Linked DNA regions of Homo sapiens: region 2 is linked to region 1. Evidence: chromatin loops called from intact Hi-C (ENCODE). Cell type or tissue: heart left ventricle. All regions are shown on one strand.

Region 1 (8,000 bases):
GAAACCCCGTTTCTACTAAAAATATAATAACAAAAAAAATTAACTGGGTGTGGTGGTGCGTGCCTGTAATTCCAGCTACTTGGGAGGCTGAAGCAGGGGAATCACTTGAAACCCGGAGGCGGAGGTTGCCGTGAGCTGAGATCATGACACTGCATGCCAGCTTGGGTGACAGAGCGAGACTCCGTCTCCAAAACAAACAAACAAAAAGACCACCCTACAGAAGAGCAAGTGTAACAGAGGGTAAGCTGGAGAGGAAAGAGACAGAGGTCTTAACCGATTGTAGTTAACATAGCTCCCAAGTTTTACAAAAGCTTATGACTATGGGAACACATTTCTCGGGCCCCAAGCATGAAAAGGGCTCATGAAAGGGAGGGGTCCTAGAACTTCATTAACATCATAGTAATTTGCCTTGCCAACCAGGAATGAGCCCTGCTTGGATGGACCACCTGCTCACAGTGTATTTACATTTACAGAATTGGCACACTGGTGTGCTTGTGGGCAAATGCAGGTTAATATGTGTTACTGTCAGAGTTTAGCAGTTGGTCAACCTCCAACAGGAGTCAGCAACGGTGTAGAATTTCCCTGAGTTTTAAATGTATGTCTTAGCCCTAAAGGCCTTTGGAAAGTTATTGGTCTTATTAGTGAGTTCATATGCCATTGAAAGATGTTTGACTAGAAAATGACATTTTAGTAAACGGGTAAGGAAGAGACTTACGAAAAAAGGACCATGAAGACACTGGGAAAATTAAAGAGAGCCCAGTAAGATGTCTTATCAGTTTATGATTCTCTTTTGTACACTAGTAATTTATAAGGGAACAGTCACAGTTAGGAATGATTTCAGCTACATGTAACATAATAGTTAACTAATGGTGGCTTAAATAATAAAGATAATTAACTCTTAGAACAAAAAGTCTGAAGGTAGGTGACTGATAACTCTGTTATTTTAGGACTCTGTCACTATCTTTACGATTCTTAAGGTAAAAATATGATTGTCACAGCTCTGGGAATCATTTGTTCAAAGGCAGAAAACAGGAGGCAGCTAGATAGTGTGTGTCTATCTCTTTTCAGTAAAGAGGAGAAATCTTTCCTAAGCAATTACCTATCAGAATTGCTCTTTAAATCTCATTGGCCAAAACTGGGCACATGGGCACCCCTAGCTGCAAGGAGGAGTTGGGAAAGTGAATATCTGGCAAAAGGGTATGAGAGTTTGTTGATTGGCTTAGACTTGTCATGCTTTATCTTTCAGGACTGGGCACATAGCTGTCCTGAGAAAGAATATGGATTTTATTAGTAAGGAATAAAAGGGATATGGCTATTGGGTGGCAACAAATGGCAGATGCAACCAGAACCTTTGGGTTGAGTAAAACTATCTTTTTACTTAGCAATTATCAAACTAACATGAATTAAGAACACACATGAATACAAACAATAATTTCGTTAGCAAATATTCTGTGCTAGGAACTTGGTACTAGATGTTAGATATATATTATCTGCAATTTTCACAGCAGTCCTGCAAGATGAATATTCTCCCTGTTTTCAGAAAGATTAGGTTATATCCCAATTAGAGAAATAAGTAGCTCTATTCTGACTTCTATCATTGAAGTCTTGCCTTTCTTGAACTTCAAATCAATTAAATCATATAGGAGGTACTTTTTGGTTTCCAACTTCTCTTGCTCAATATTAGATTCTGGACTCATTCATGTTGTTAATGAATACCATGAATAACTTATTTTTTAGTGCTGTGTACTTATTGTTTGAAAAAAATCAAAATTTATTCATTTTACTGTAGATTGACATTTGGGTTGTTCCTAGTTTAGTGAAATGATTAAAGTAATTAAGATTATTATATGTGATATGATTAGATCATAAATTATATGATTATATAGCTATATGAGTAGGTGACTAATATATAAGTATATATCTTATTATATATTATATAACATATTATATTTACAGAACCGACCAAAATAAATCTGACAAAAAGTACTCCTTTTTGTTGGATTTGCAATTTGTTGGATTTATATACAAGAGTAAAATAAAGTATTTTTAGCTTTAGTAGATACTCTCTAAAAGATTTCCAAAGTAGTTGTACCAAGTTACACTCCCATCAGCAAATTATGAGAGATTTATTTGCCAATGGTTGGCTTTGTTATATATATTATTTTAGAAGGTAGTAAGGAATATGGTATGTGCTATGGAAAAGGAGAAGTTGGGCAAGATAAAGGGGATTGGAAGTACTGGGGGAAAGTAGAGCAGTTTGAAATTTTAAATATGTGGTCAGGATTGGCTTTTATTTATTTGTTTTTTTGACAGGGTCTTGCTCTGTTGCCCAGGCTGGAGTGCAGTGGCATGATCATGGCTCACACTGCAGCCTCAACCTCCCAGGCTCAAGCAGTCCTCCTGCCTCCCAAGTAGCTAGGACTATAGGTGTGTGCCACCGTCCTCTACGAAAAATATATTTTGTATTTTTTGTAGAGATGGGGTTTTGCCGTGTTGCCCAGGCTGGTCTGGAACTCCTGGGCCCAAGCTGTCTGCTGCCTTCACCTCTCAAAGTGCTGAGATTACAGGTATGAGCCGCCATGCCTGGCTGGCTTTTTTTTTTTTTTTTTTTTTTTGAAGGTGACAACTGAACAAAGTCATGAAAAAGTAAGCGAAAGAGCTATGCAGGTATGTGAGGAAAATATTCTAGGTAGAGGGAAAAGCCAACACAAAGGCTATTAATAAATTGCTGGTGCTTTCCAGCAAAAGCAATTGGTCATTGTGGAAGAAACAGAGTGAACAAGGGAGAAAGGTATGGGAAATAACATGAAGGGGGAAAAGAGCCAGATCATGTAGGGCCTCCAGGACATGGTGAGTGCTTTGGCTTTTACACCGAGTGAAATAGGGAGCTACAATAGGGGTTTGAGCAGATGAGTGACATAATCTGATTTACACTTAAAAAAATTCTGGTGGCTAGATTAAAAATAACTGTGGGCAGGAGCAGGGAGATGAATTAGTCTATTGCAGGAGGTGACAGTAGCTTTAACCAAAGTGGTGATAGTGGACGCTCCAGGCAAATAGGGTGTCAAAAGCCGAGGTGCAGAGATGGAAAGTTCAGTTCAAGGCCGGTATCAGAACTGTGAGCAAACCAGTTGTCTTTCTAACGGGGGAAGGAAAATGACAGCTGCCATTTATTGAACATTCACTATGTGGCAAGCATTGTGCTAAATTTGATACTCCGGCGACCTCTTTTAGTCTCCATGACAACCCTGTAAAGACATTTAGAATTTAGAACCTTTCATACAGTTCCATGACTAAAACGTAGCACACCTGGCATTCCAACCCTTCATTTCATTCTACTCTAGCACTAAAGCTAGAAGGGAAGCTTGAGGCCACATTGTGGAGTGCCAAGAGGTTTGAACTTTTGCCTGGTTTGAACTTTTACCTTCTTAATCTTTTCCCCGCATCCCCACATTTGAGGACAGGACACCTCCAGGAACTGCAGCTCAGCAACAGGGGTTCAGCGTGAGCGCGGCCTGGGGAGGGTCATCGCCTTTTTGGGGAGTGTGGGGAGAAACGCGGCTCGCCTTGTCGTGGCTGGCGATACGCCTCTGCAGGAAGGGTGTGTCTCCCCGCTTGAGGATTCTCCCTATAGATAAAGAGGAGACTCAGCAGAGCCTTAATTAGAGATCACAGAGGACTGACAACGAGCGTCCGGAAGACGAATTGGCAGCGAGGTGCATGGATTCGATACAGAAGCTGGAGATAGAGTCCAGCTAACAGACCACTGCAGTTCGACGGAGCCAGAGTGAGGCAACGAGGAGAGATGTCGGGGAAGGAAAGGGGATGGGACTTGGGGACTGGAGCGGCTCGAGAGCGACGGAGAAGGGGGCGTTAGGCTCTAAGGATTCTCTTACTGTGCCTCCTCCCCGTGTCCTCGGGTGGCGGCTGCGCAGCCCTCCAGCCCTCAGAGCTGCCCTGCAGCACCTTGGCCACTAGGAGGCAGGCCCGCCTTATCTGGAGCCCCGGCCGCCGCTCACTCCAGGGAGGGCTGCGCTGCTGCTTAAATTCCAAGTCAGGCCAGCCCCTGGAACGCTTAATGGGAGCTTAGATTTAGAACAGTTGATTTTCATTGAGACGGAAATTTGGACAGTCTCCCACTTGATTGAAAACGGCTAGAAACAAGGCTTACGGTAGAGCAATGAATGCCAGAGTGCAGGCGCCGGTGCCCAGGCGGCCCGGGGAACAGGAGGGCCGGAGGAGGAAACAGCTGCCTGCAAAACACCAGCAGCGCCCTTAATTAACACCAGTGCTGGCCAGGGGGATTGTGCTTCCGGAAATTCCCAACGTCCTTTCCCTGCTTGCCCAGGGCCATTCCATTATACAGTTTCAGACCAGTCCCAGGTCTGAAATGGAAAGAGATGTTACCCTAGATGCCCGGAGACAGCGGGGCCGCAGAGACCTCGCACAGCCGAATAGCAGTGGAGCAGGTGTGTGTGTGTGCATGTGCATGTGTGCACGCTGTGAGGGTGTGGTGTGTGTAACATGCTCCCATGTGTCCGTGTGCCCGCTCTGCAGGGGGAATGTTAATGTTTGATTGTTGTTTGGCTTCAGCCCAAAAGAGAAACAAATAATGAGGTGAACGGAAATGAGCTGGAGTCTCTGCTTTCACCGCTAATTAGTCCCTGCTCGATTTTGACGAAGAAGACATACAATAGACACAAGTGAGCAACGAATGAGAAACTCAGGGACCTAGGCTGGGGAAAGGGCGTCGGGTGGGGGGTGTGTGGGCAGGGCTAGGAAGGGAATCTCAGAAGCCAGTGTGCCTGGATCAGGCCGACAGGTCATTCCCACCCTTAGATGAAAATCTGCGCATTATTCCATCTTGGCTGGCATCTCTTATGGGCTGGCCTTCATCTTACTAACGCCATTTCACTTTTTGAAGGGTTGACAGTTACCTTCTTCACCTTCCCCTGGGCAGTTCTTTGTTGTCTTTGTCAGGCTGGCCCCTGTCCATATTTCTCAGAGCCCTGGTCACAGCTCTCTTACTCACCAGCTGCTCAGACAAACCCAGCCTTGACCTGGCTCTGCACTTCAGCACGTTGCCTGCTGCTCCTTAGACTCTTCTCTTGCTACCTGTGAAAGGTCAGATGCAAAATGGTGAAGGCAGAAACAGACTGTTTGATGACAAGGTGAGGAAGAGCTGCTGCTCAATATACCTGTGTGTCTATTGATGTGCAAGTGAGCAGGAAAGATGGTGGTAGAAAGTCATGTTAGAGACCTCTGTGGCAGACCCTTCAATTATCAGCAATGCCAAGGGTCCCTGTCTGTGGGGCCCCCACAGGCACAACTCGTATGGGCTCCAGAGACACCATTTCAGCTTGAGAATGTGTCCCCCAAGTTGCTAAAGTATGTGTCCTACCCTCAGAGTACCTGGTCTCTCCAGGGCTCTCATAGCCCCTTGTGAATATATGCCTAGGAGTGCATGCTCCTTGAGCATGAATATGAGAATTATAAAAAAAATTCTTCACCCAGAGCAGGTTCTCCTCAGACTTGTATTCTCGAATGTGTGTGTGAGAGAGGGAACTTCATTTCTTTCACATCCTAATAAATACAGAGAATGGTCACTTCTTAGAAACTGTTGTTCACAGCACTTCTGGGTTGTTGCTAGTCTTTATTCCCTTTCTTTTTGCTTGCCCCTTTAGGGCACAACTGTCCCAGTACAGGTTTTCTTTCTAATGCTGCTCTTCTTTTTTGTTTGTTTGTTTGAGATGGACTCTCACTCTGTTGCCCAGGCTGGAGTGCAGTGGTGCGATCTCAGCTCACTGCAAGCTCTGCCTCCTGGGTTCAAGCAATTCTCCTGCCTCAGCTTCCCAAGCAGCTGGGATTATAGGCGCGTACCACCACACCCAGCTAATTTTTGTATTATTAGTAGAGATGGGGTTTCACGATGTTGGCCAGGCTGGTCTCGAACTCCTGATCTCAAGTGATCTACCCGCCTCAGCCTCCTAAAGTGCTGGGATTACAGGCATGAGCCACCATGCCCAGCATGCTCTTCCTTTATAATTTGGTAGATTGGGCCATGGTGGGAGTTCTCAAACTTTAATAATAATAAAAAAAGTCTCTCAAGGAGTTTGTTTTAAATGCAGATTTCTCAGGTCCTGCCCAAATCTATGGAATCAGAATTTCTGGAGCAGTCCATGGGAATCGGCATTTTACCAATCCCTCTGCTACCTCCTCCTCTAAGATCCGAAGTCAGATGGTTCACAGAACACATATCATAAAACGTGGTGCTGATGGAGGCCTTGGGCCCTTGTCTGGCTTGCTCAGGCTGCTATAACAAAACACTGTAAACTGGATGACTTATAAACAACAGCAATTTAATTCTCACAGTTCTGGAGGCTGGAAGTCCAAGATTGGATTTGGTTTCTGGTGAGTGCTCACTTCCTGTTTCCTAGAACAGTTCTTTTCCCCTGCGTCCTCACTAAGTGAAAAGGGAAGATAAGCTCCCTTGGGCTCCTTTATAAGGGCACTGTTCTCACTCATGAGCCCTCCATTTCATGACCTAATCACCTCCCAAAGGTCCCACCTCTTAATACCATCACCTTGGGGTTTAGATCTCAACATATGAGTTTTGGAGAGACACAAACATTCAAACAAAAGCAGTCCTTTTCTTAATTTTGAGAGTTATTTATATATTTTAGACTCAAGACCTTTCTTAGAGATGTAATTTCTAAATATTTTCTTCCTGTCTGTAATTTGTCTTTTGATCCTTTGTCCAAGGTCTTTCACAGAAGTTTTTAATTTTGATGAGATCCAATTTATAAATTTTTCTTCTTATGGCTCATGCTTTTGGTGTCAAGTCTAAGAACTTTGCTTAGTCCTACACCCCAAAGATTTTTCTCTTATATAGTTGTATGTTTATGTTTTAGTCAATTATCCATTTTGAGTTAATTTTGGTATTGGTTTAGGTCCAATTGCTCCAGCACCATTTATTGAAAAGGCTGTTTCTCCTCTATTGCATTGCTTTTACTTCTTTGTCTAAAATTAATGGGAATTTTGAGTGGGTCTATATCTGTGTTCTCTATTCTGTTCCACTGATTGATTGCTTTGCCTGTTCCCTCTACCAATACCATACTGTTTGGATACAGCACTTATATATAGGGCCTTAACATTTGGAAGCGTGATTCTTCCCACTTTATTCTTGTTTTTAAAGTTTTTTTTTTTTTTTTTTTTTTTTTGTTTTTTGCAATTCTTGGGTCTTTCCCTTTCCATATAAATTTTAGAGTAAGCTTGTCTATGTCTATGAAAAAAACTTATTTAAATTTTGATAGTAATTACATTAACATGATCTGGTTACGGAGAAGAAACTGTGTGGAAAAGTTGGGCAGTCGTAGTTGCTATATGATTTGTTAATAAACTTTGATCCTTCTAGAATCCTAGAACCAGAGAGGACTCAACACTTTAAACTGGCTCCAGGGAACATTGTAGGTTCTTGGGGGTTCATAAACTGTCTTTAGGAAAACGGAGCTGTCTTAAGAGAAGTAAGTTGTACGTACTTCTCTGAGAACCGAACTTTCTCTCTTATGGCTGTGAGAACCAAATGTTTACTTAAGTAAAATTGATCTTCATTTCTACTTCAACAGGGAAGGAAGAGCTGAAGGACCCTGGGGATGATTGAACATAGCCTCTCACCAGCGCGCTCAGGAATTGTCCTGAGAGCAGCAGGAGGAGTGGTAATCCTGCAAGAGAAGGTGGCTTTGTTGAGAGCCTTTAAATTCAGCTTTATTACTCGCCAGTCTCCTTCCTTGTGTTCTGGCCATATTTCTTATCCATTAGGCAGCCAGCCCTTCACATGAGATCCTCCTGGTTTTGCATTCTTTTCTGCAATGCTGACACTTCCTTCTAGTTACACCCTTTGGCACTCTAATCTGTGGTCTTAGTTTTAGTCACTGATGAAGATATTTGGCACATTAACTCTTATTTCAGTTAACACCAGATGAAGTGAACTCAATTCCTCT
Region 2 (8,000 bases), 160 kb after region 1:
CACTGTCTACTTGGCTCTCCTGACGGGGAGGCACTGCAGAACAGCCCTTTAAGATAATTCCATCCTCCTTCACTTGCTATTATGCTTGAGGTTCTTTAGTGAATAAAAGTCTTATTCATGTGTCATAAAAGTGAATCATTTCCAAAGCTGAAAAAAGAAATGTATGACATACTCAAGTTCTTAAGAAAATTACTCAGTATTAAACATGATCAACACTTCCCACTCACTCAGCATTTTATGTAGATCAGAATATTGGAGTTGGAAGGCCAGCTAGCGAGCATCCAAGCCCACCCACTCACAAGGCTCAGTTAGGCTGCTACCCTGTGCATGCAGATCACACTGCAGATCACACTGGAAATGGCAGGATCACGAGGGCTAGTGCTGAAGCCCAGAAGTCAAAAGAACCCTATTTTCTCTCCCTCTGTCAGACATCCTCCAGCATCCTCACCAACTTCCCCAAGCCACAGCTTACCCTGAGAAGCATGTTAATTTCTTCCAGGCCCTTCTAGTCATTAACTTAGCTGGGGCCTTTACTGATGATCTGAGACAACACCCAAGCCATCTGCCTTATTTCCAGCATGAAAAAATTCTCCATGGACACTCTGTTCATCAGGAGAAATTATTATACTCACTACCAGAGAGAAAGAAAAAGGGAGAAGAGCTAATTTCTTTCATCTTCTAGAAGAAAATTTAAAAATAGTGCAAAGTCCCAGTAAGGTCGTTTGGTAAGTCATCTTCCTTTCATAGAAGAGCTCAGTGGAGAGGGCCTGGGACCCCTTAGAGCCACAGTCCCACTGTGTAACGGGCCTTGGGGACACCTGAGCAGGTGACTCACGTGGACCTGACATGACAAACATTTCAAAGGGCTAGCGTTTTGAAGAACCTCAGGGGAAATGCCAAGTGAACCAGTGTTAAATGGCAGTGGATTGTTAGAGCTGGGGTTGAAGCTTTCTTCCTGCTTCGTAGTGCATTCAGCCAGAAGGCAAAGCCAGGGTCACAGCATCTTCCAGGGCAAGGAAGGCAGCTTCTTATCTGGAACGTGGCATGAATTCAATAAGGACAGCCTAACTTGTCCCTCCTCCTCACTCTTCTCACTCTCCAACATTCTAAATCAGCAGAAGAACAAATTTAGCCTGAACTGTGATTAGAAGTCATTTTGTAAGTCTAAAATGTTTGCCAGCATTTTCCTATAATAAATCAGCACTCTCAGGGAGTTAAACTGGAACTTCCATTCTCTAATAAAACCCAAACTGACGTGAGCCTCATTTGCAAACTGAAACAAAAAACACTAAATGTTAACAACTCTTTTTAAGAGGTTGGGGTCATTATCCAACATCACCCACAGGGTCAGAAATCCAGCATGACACTCCATTCTTCTAATGACAGCAAATGTAGATTTAGGTTAAAACATTAAAATATAAACTATGCACTTTCAAAATAATCAAAGTTTATAAATAAATGGGTTATTTGGAAGAAATTATACTAAAATGTTTAAAACTCTGTGTGTAGGCATGCACATGTCTACATGTGTATCAATCTTTTTCAACATTCAGAATATTCAGAGCCTGCACATTATAAAGAACAGAATACTGAATTAGATGTTAAAATCCTAGAGTGTGCTCACAACCCTACCACTTACTAGCCATATGACCATGGCAGTGCATAGTATACAAAAAGTAGAGTCTATGGTGCTATGGAGTCCCCAGTTTAAAACCTGACTCTTCCATGTGCTATGCTAGCTATATAATCTAGTATGTTAGTTAAGCTACCTGAACCTGTAAAATAGAGGTAATGCCTACTTGATATGCTTTAAGGATTAATGATATTTATAAAGCTCATGGCAGGTGCTTTAGTAGTTCCCAATAATGGTAACCACTGAAGGTGTCTCTTTCAGAGCCCAGTTTGCTTATATGTGAAATGGGAAAAATGGCCTAAAGTTCTCTGGTACAGTGATGCACTGTGCATGGGAAGGGATTATCATTAAGATGCAGATTACAACTAAAATGAATGCAGCTTATTAGAGAATACACAGATTCTAGAGTTAGGTGGGAGACATGGGTGCTGATCTGGCTCTTCCACTAGTCTTTGGTGAAATGCGGATTATCTGTGCTCTTCAGAGCCAGCACAGTAGGGTGAAAAGAGCACTCAACGGGGGCATGCACAGATCATGGTACCATCTTCCTAAATCACTGGGGCTGTGATCTCCAACAAGCCACTTAACCCTTCCTTCTCAGCAAATTCTCCATGGTTTCTTCTCATTGGGAAGATCTCTGAATCCAGAATTACATTAGAGGATGAGGAGGAAAATAAAACATACAGGAAGTGACTATGGCTGAGGAGATAGAAACTAGGATAGCTATAGAGCAGGAGGAAGCACTAGGATCAAAGCAGACTGGACGAGACCACTGAGCTCTGAAAACCAGAGTTTTCAAAACTCCAAGGTGGTTATGAGAGGATAAAGTTGATGTTTAATGTTCAGCTAATCTCTGTAGAAACAGGCTATGCAGACCTGTAGGTTGAATATGGTTCCTGTTCTCAGCAGTCATGAGACCTTGGGATGGTAATAATTTGAAAGTCTTCTTTCTCACCTGTAAAATCAGAACAACATACCAAATAGGGTTGTTGGCTGGATTGAGAGAGTACACATGGAAAACCTAGCAGACTGCCTGGCACACAGGAGGTGCAAAATAAAGTTATTGTCATATACCACCTCAATACTTCTTCCTACAGTGATGCTCTCCAAACTCAAGGATCAGGAACTAAATAGTTAGATTATTCTCTTTTCTCAATTTGAAGCCACCAGTGAGGTTCCCGACATGCATTGTGCTGCTCTGATATCACAAGCCAAGCAGATTTTCCTCAGGCCACTTAATGCGTGTTGCATCAATTCTTCACGTGGCTACTTCTTTAGGCTTTCCCTTTTCACAGAACAACTGCCAGAGAAAGGCTCAATCTATTATGAAAAGTGTGGTTTGATCCACTTGAAAAAGAGAACTGTTCTTTTCTCCCCTTGAGGATCTGAGAAGTTTCTCTATGCATTACTACAGACAAGGGTGTGAATCCAACCCAAGCTCAGGGAAAGACTAGAAGGAAACTCCCTTCACACAGGTGGTGTTTAGTCCCCCACTAGTGGTGCAGTTTCAGAAACTCCAGAAGGGAAACCTTCCCACCTACTCCTTAATGACTGAGAAGCATTTCAAGGGAGAAACAGTTTTTCACACCACAATGGTAACTCGTTCATTCCTGTTGAGAAGAAAATAGTCATGGCCATATCCAAGGTACTCACATGCTAGGCTGTGCTGAACTAAGGGTAAGTGCACTTAAACAGGTGCCTGGGGTATTAATTTACAAGGAGTAACTACATGTCATTGGAGTAATTGGAAATTTGGTGCCAGTTAACTCAGGTTTCCACATGTAATTCCTTATGTTAGCAGCCTAACAAATGAAACTTGGCCCTTTTCCCATTCAACATAAGGAATAAGTCTCTTATTTTAAATTTGAAACTGTGGCAAGAAACTACCTTCTAGAAACAGAGAATCTTGATAACTGGGAGACATGTATTTTGGTGAGAACAAGCTAAAGCATCATCCTTGGAATAATAGGTATTTCATATTCTTGAAGATGGGAGTTAGTAATAGGTGAGGATACGTAAGCTTGGAGTATGGTGGTTGGGGCAATGCCGAGCAGCACAATCCTAGAGCAAGCGAAAGAGAGCAAGAGCCCACAAAAGTGGTTGGAGGGAGTGAGATCTGGGAGGGATAAGGGTGCGGGACAAAGAGAGTAGGATGCTTTGAAAGGGAACAAGAAGGGAGACTTAGCAGCTGACAGGCCTGCTCACAAGGCCCGGGAGACTGATTGTCGATTGGGGATATTCGACAGAAATGCCGTGAGCTGTAAAACCTCATATTCCCTACAGCCCCTAGGCCCACTTGTCTTTCTGCTAAATTATCTTTAAACTCTTTCTCATTCTTGCTAGATAGAGTTTTAGTTTTGGAAAAAGGAATACAAAGATAGTTAAAATGTTCATGATTGTTTTTTCCAACAGAACGCCAGTTTTCCCATTTCTACCAAAAACATGTTGAATAAACATTCTAAGCATGTTCTTTTAAAGGGGTACCACACACTTACCTGCCCAGGGTGCCCACACGGTATGGTCTGATCTTGGTGCCAGGAACTGCATGGGGCTATGTGCATCTCATTTGAGGTACAGTTACTGATATTAAGTGAGGGCCAATGAATCCTCAAGATCTTACCGTGGGGGCTGCATTTGATAAAGGCAAGGGAAGGCAAGGAGAAACTGAGTATAGGAGCAAGAAACTGGATGCTGTGGTTTAAGGACCATATCAGGAAGGAGAGGCTAGGCTCCAAAACAGTAATTGCAGGGTCAGTGCTGATTCATAACTTTGTAAATCTTTTACACCTGCAATTGTGAGGCCCACGCTCCATGAGGAAGAAGGTTGGCCAAGATTTACAAATGTTGATAAACCTAAAAAAGCATTTCTACTCTACCTACAGAGGCTAGGACTGAGAAGTCACTGCTCTTGGCAAATAAGCGATTGGTAATCTGTGTAAGAGAAATTACCAGGAGGGGCAGAAACTGGGACATGTGGAGAGCTGGACAGAAGTGGGTTGAAAAGTGAATACTCAGTGAGGAAATAGGGCTGACCAGAAGGTTTGGTGTTAAAGGAAAGCAGAGAGAATCTGTGATGGCTTTGCAGGTAAGTAAGATAGGCATGAATCTTTTTTTCCAAAAGAAAGAATCTGGAGTTATATTAACCTACAGATGGGTGTTGGTGGCATGCTTCTATTTGACATTTTCTCCTCTCAGCAGCAGAGGGAGGTAGAGAGTAAAAAAAATGATGTGGATTGAGCCCTATAGGAATACAAAGGGCTCCAAAATGGAAGGTATTTATCATAAGGAAATAATTTGAAAATCTCAAGAGCTAACAGGCAGCTCTATAGAATCTCTGCTATTTAGGAGGCAGAAAGACATAACTCGAGTCTAGGGGAAGATGAGATAACATGGGATAAAGAAAGAGATTTGCATTTTAAAAAGACTACGCATATTAAAGTGGCCTTTTCTGATCCTTCTTTAGCATGTCGATGTAGGATCTTATGTAAATATGGGACTTGAGTTTGAGGTCTGGCTTTGTGCATTTTGGATAAACTGCTTTTCCCTAGACCTCAGGAATGAGGGTGACAAAACACCAGGTGGGAACAGAGAAGGAAACAAACCATAACAAAAGTTGCCGCTCCAGAGAATGGAACCTTGCCCTCAACAGCACCGGAGTCTCTCCCTTCCAGTTGAGCCCTTTACCACTTTTTCAAAAAGCCATTTTGAAATGTGGAAGTGAATGCTGAAGTACATGAAGCCACAGTTATTGCTGTGTTTAGGGGGCCATGTCACTGCTGGGCAGACTGTTAGCATATAACTTCAGCATCTCAAAGCACCTAGCAGTCCCTGAAAGGCTGCTAATGCCTGGAGGCAGGCACTCACTTCATTTCAATAGACTTCCCATTCCTGAACCACTTAGAGATGGGGGAAGCCTTTCTTGAATGACTTACTGCATTTTCAGAGAATATGGCCAGGGAACAACTAAGTTACTTTCCTTCATAATCTGATTCAGTCTATATATATTCCAGCAAAATTCTGGCTATCAGCCTTCTAATGTGGTCCTGAAACTGTGTGTGTGTGTGCATGTAAGAGACCGAGAGAGGCTGTTTTCTATCGAAAAGTTCAAACTATCATGTACTTATTTTATCCAGTAATTCAATTTTTTCACCTTTGACTAAACCATCTCAGAATTGCCTGTCTTGCAGTTCTTTAGCTTTTGCTTACCTGGTTCACAATTCAGTGTTAAACAGGAAATGGAGAAACAGGCACCAAGAAGAAAGGAGAGAGATGAGGCGTTCTATGAACATCTGTCCCTGATGAATTCCAAGGAAAGACGGGCCCACTCATGAGAGATCTACTACCCCCCGCAACCCATGTATTCTAGGATCCACGCAGCTCTTTTCAGGTGCTTGTTATTTTGTGGCCATGGTAGCATATTTTGAAAACTCATACCATTGTTGTAAGATTCACATGTAAATCTGAAATCTATTATTTGGTGAATAACAGTACGACAGTACAAGGAAGCATGAGAAGAGAGAGGGAATCACTTTTGGAACTTGGTTAAAATTAGTACAGTCAACTTCTTCCAGCATTTACTGTTTTTATTTGCCATTTGTTATAAAAATTGGATCTTTATTTTACACAAAAGGTACTTTAAAAACAGTGAAGTTTACCAAAAGCTACTGAATCTGTGGCAAAGGGATTTACCACCAAAAATGCAGATTTACACAGTAAACCTGAGGGCCAAAAACATTGAACAAAATCTTCCATTTTCTAATAATTCATTACCAGAAGCAAAAACAATTGTACACAGATAAATATGTGAAGGTTAACAAATGCTAGCTTTCACTCTTGCACTAACCAAATAAAATGTCTCTATTCCAGATTGGCCCATTATTTCACTAAGTGAAGTATTTGAAGAATTTAAAAAAAATCTTCTTGTAAACATTAATATTTAAATACAACATATATATGCACGAACACATCCATTCTAACTCTATACCCCTTTGTATTCTTAAAATTGCACCATCTCTGTTAGAGATAATGTACAACATGCAGAAGGCATTCATAATTGTTTTTCTCAGCAGTAGTGTATTATACAAGTTAAATGCAAAAGTTAAATATGAAATTAAACTCAACTGAAAGCCATCTCGACTCAGTACTTTGGCTCATTATTCTATGTTAATGCTTTAGTGCTGATGAAATTATTCATATAAAAAATCTGAAGAGAATGTAGCCTGTTACCAAAGGTATGTAGTAGATAGCTCCCTGTGGATACAGAAGTGATGGACAAGAAACAGAAGGAAACCAGTGAAATAAGACTGCAGGTTTTCACTGCTTCAGCTTTTCACATCCAGCTGAAAAGAAATAATTATATCGAGGGCATTCTGCAACAGTAATTAGCTTATACTATTTCAAATATATATATGATGACTTCATAATACAAACTAGGATGCAAAATAACTCCTTCCCTCCCCCACCATTCTGTCTGTTTCCAGATAGAAATAAACAGATTCTGATGCAATGTACAGTTACTGAAAACAAAGCAGATCTACAGTTACATTGTCCTGCTTTGGGTACAGATCAGCTCTAAATACTGCAGGATGGGCAAAGTAAAACTACTCAATGAGACATAATTACAGGCACTGGCTTCCTCCTAAATAAATACATGCTCAAATATCATTGCAAATCTTCTGGCACAAATATATTCTGTTACTGTACAATTGCTGATCAAATTTAGTGCGGTAGGTGAGTGGAGAAGGAAAACAACATACCTTATGTGCATAGGATGATGCTAAGAGAATGTGAAGATGGAAAGATGAAAAGAAAATTTTATTGAAAACACAAGAAAATAATGTTAAGGGCACAGAATAATTGTTTGATTATTTTAATGGTTTTTGAACCCATCAATATTATGCAATATTTTAATTAAACATAAAATTTTAATCACAAAACACTTGAACCGAAAAAAAATTTTTCACTATCAAACAATGTTATGCAAATACATCACTGCAGTGCACCACAGCACACCTATTGGAGCTATGCCACAGCACTGAGATACTGAGGATCTCTATTTACCCTGTTTAACACAATGTGAAGTGACATAAAATACAGTGACATACAGGGGAAAGAAATTAAGACTGGGAGTGAAGAATGAAAAGATAGTATCTGTGTGCCACACAGATGTACCCTGATGTAAGTTAGGAAAAGAACACTACTCCTTTACTGGAATGCTCAAAAACACTTAGGTTCTCAGATTAAGGTTGAGCATGTGATTTCTTCTAAATGTCATAACTTAGGGAACAGAGCACTTCATGATTAATGAATTAAAAAACGTGCTATCATACTTAATTTAATCTACAACCTCCTGCAATTTTGAAAAAAA

What was found. Peaks named below come from ENCODE experiments on the same cell type or tissue, not always from the same donor. Only the 100,000 strongest peaks of a DNase experiment are listed, where the experiment ranks them.
Region 2: a loop joins it to region 1, with 6 times the contacts of the local background. A loop is called at or near these places in 38 of 110 quality-filtered maps.

The regions. Positions count from the first base shown.
Region 1 is chr1:89,759,118-89,767,117 of GRCh38, reverse strand. No RefSeq gene overlaps it. Among named protein-coding and RNA genes, the nearest start is that of LRRC8D, 58 kb to the left of the region's middle. RefSeq lists an enhancer at 3,884-4,384. In heart left ventricle, a CTCF peak has its summit at 3,965 (motif pointing right); DNase peaks (open chromatin) are centred at 3,535 and 3,987; H3K4me3 peaks cover 1,419 bases; H3K27ac peaks cover 1,675 bases.
Region 2 is chr1:89,596,060-89,604,059 of GRCh38, reverse strand. It overlaps LRRC8B (leucine rich repeat containing 8 VRAC subunit B), which reads right to left. Exons shown (of 6, transcript NM_001369817.2): 6 at 6,199-8,000. Among named protein-coding and RNA genes, the nearest start is that of LRRC8C-DT, 33 kb to the left of the region's middle. RefSeq lists enhancers at 3,044-3,293, 5,341-5,857. In heart left ventricle, CTCF peaks have their summits at 4,597 and 4,800 (motif pointing right); no DNase peak of the experiment used is centred here; H3K27ac peaks cover 442 bases.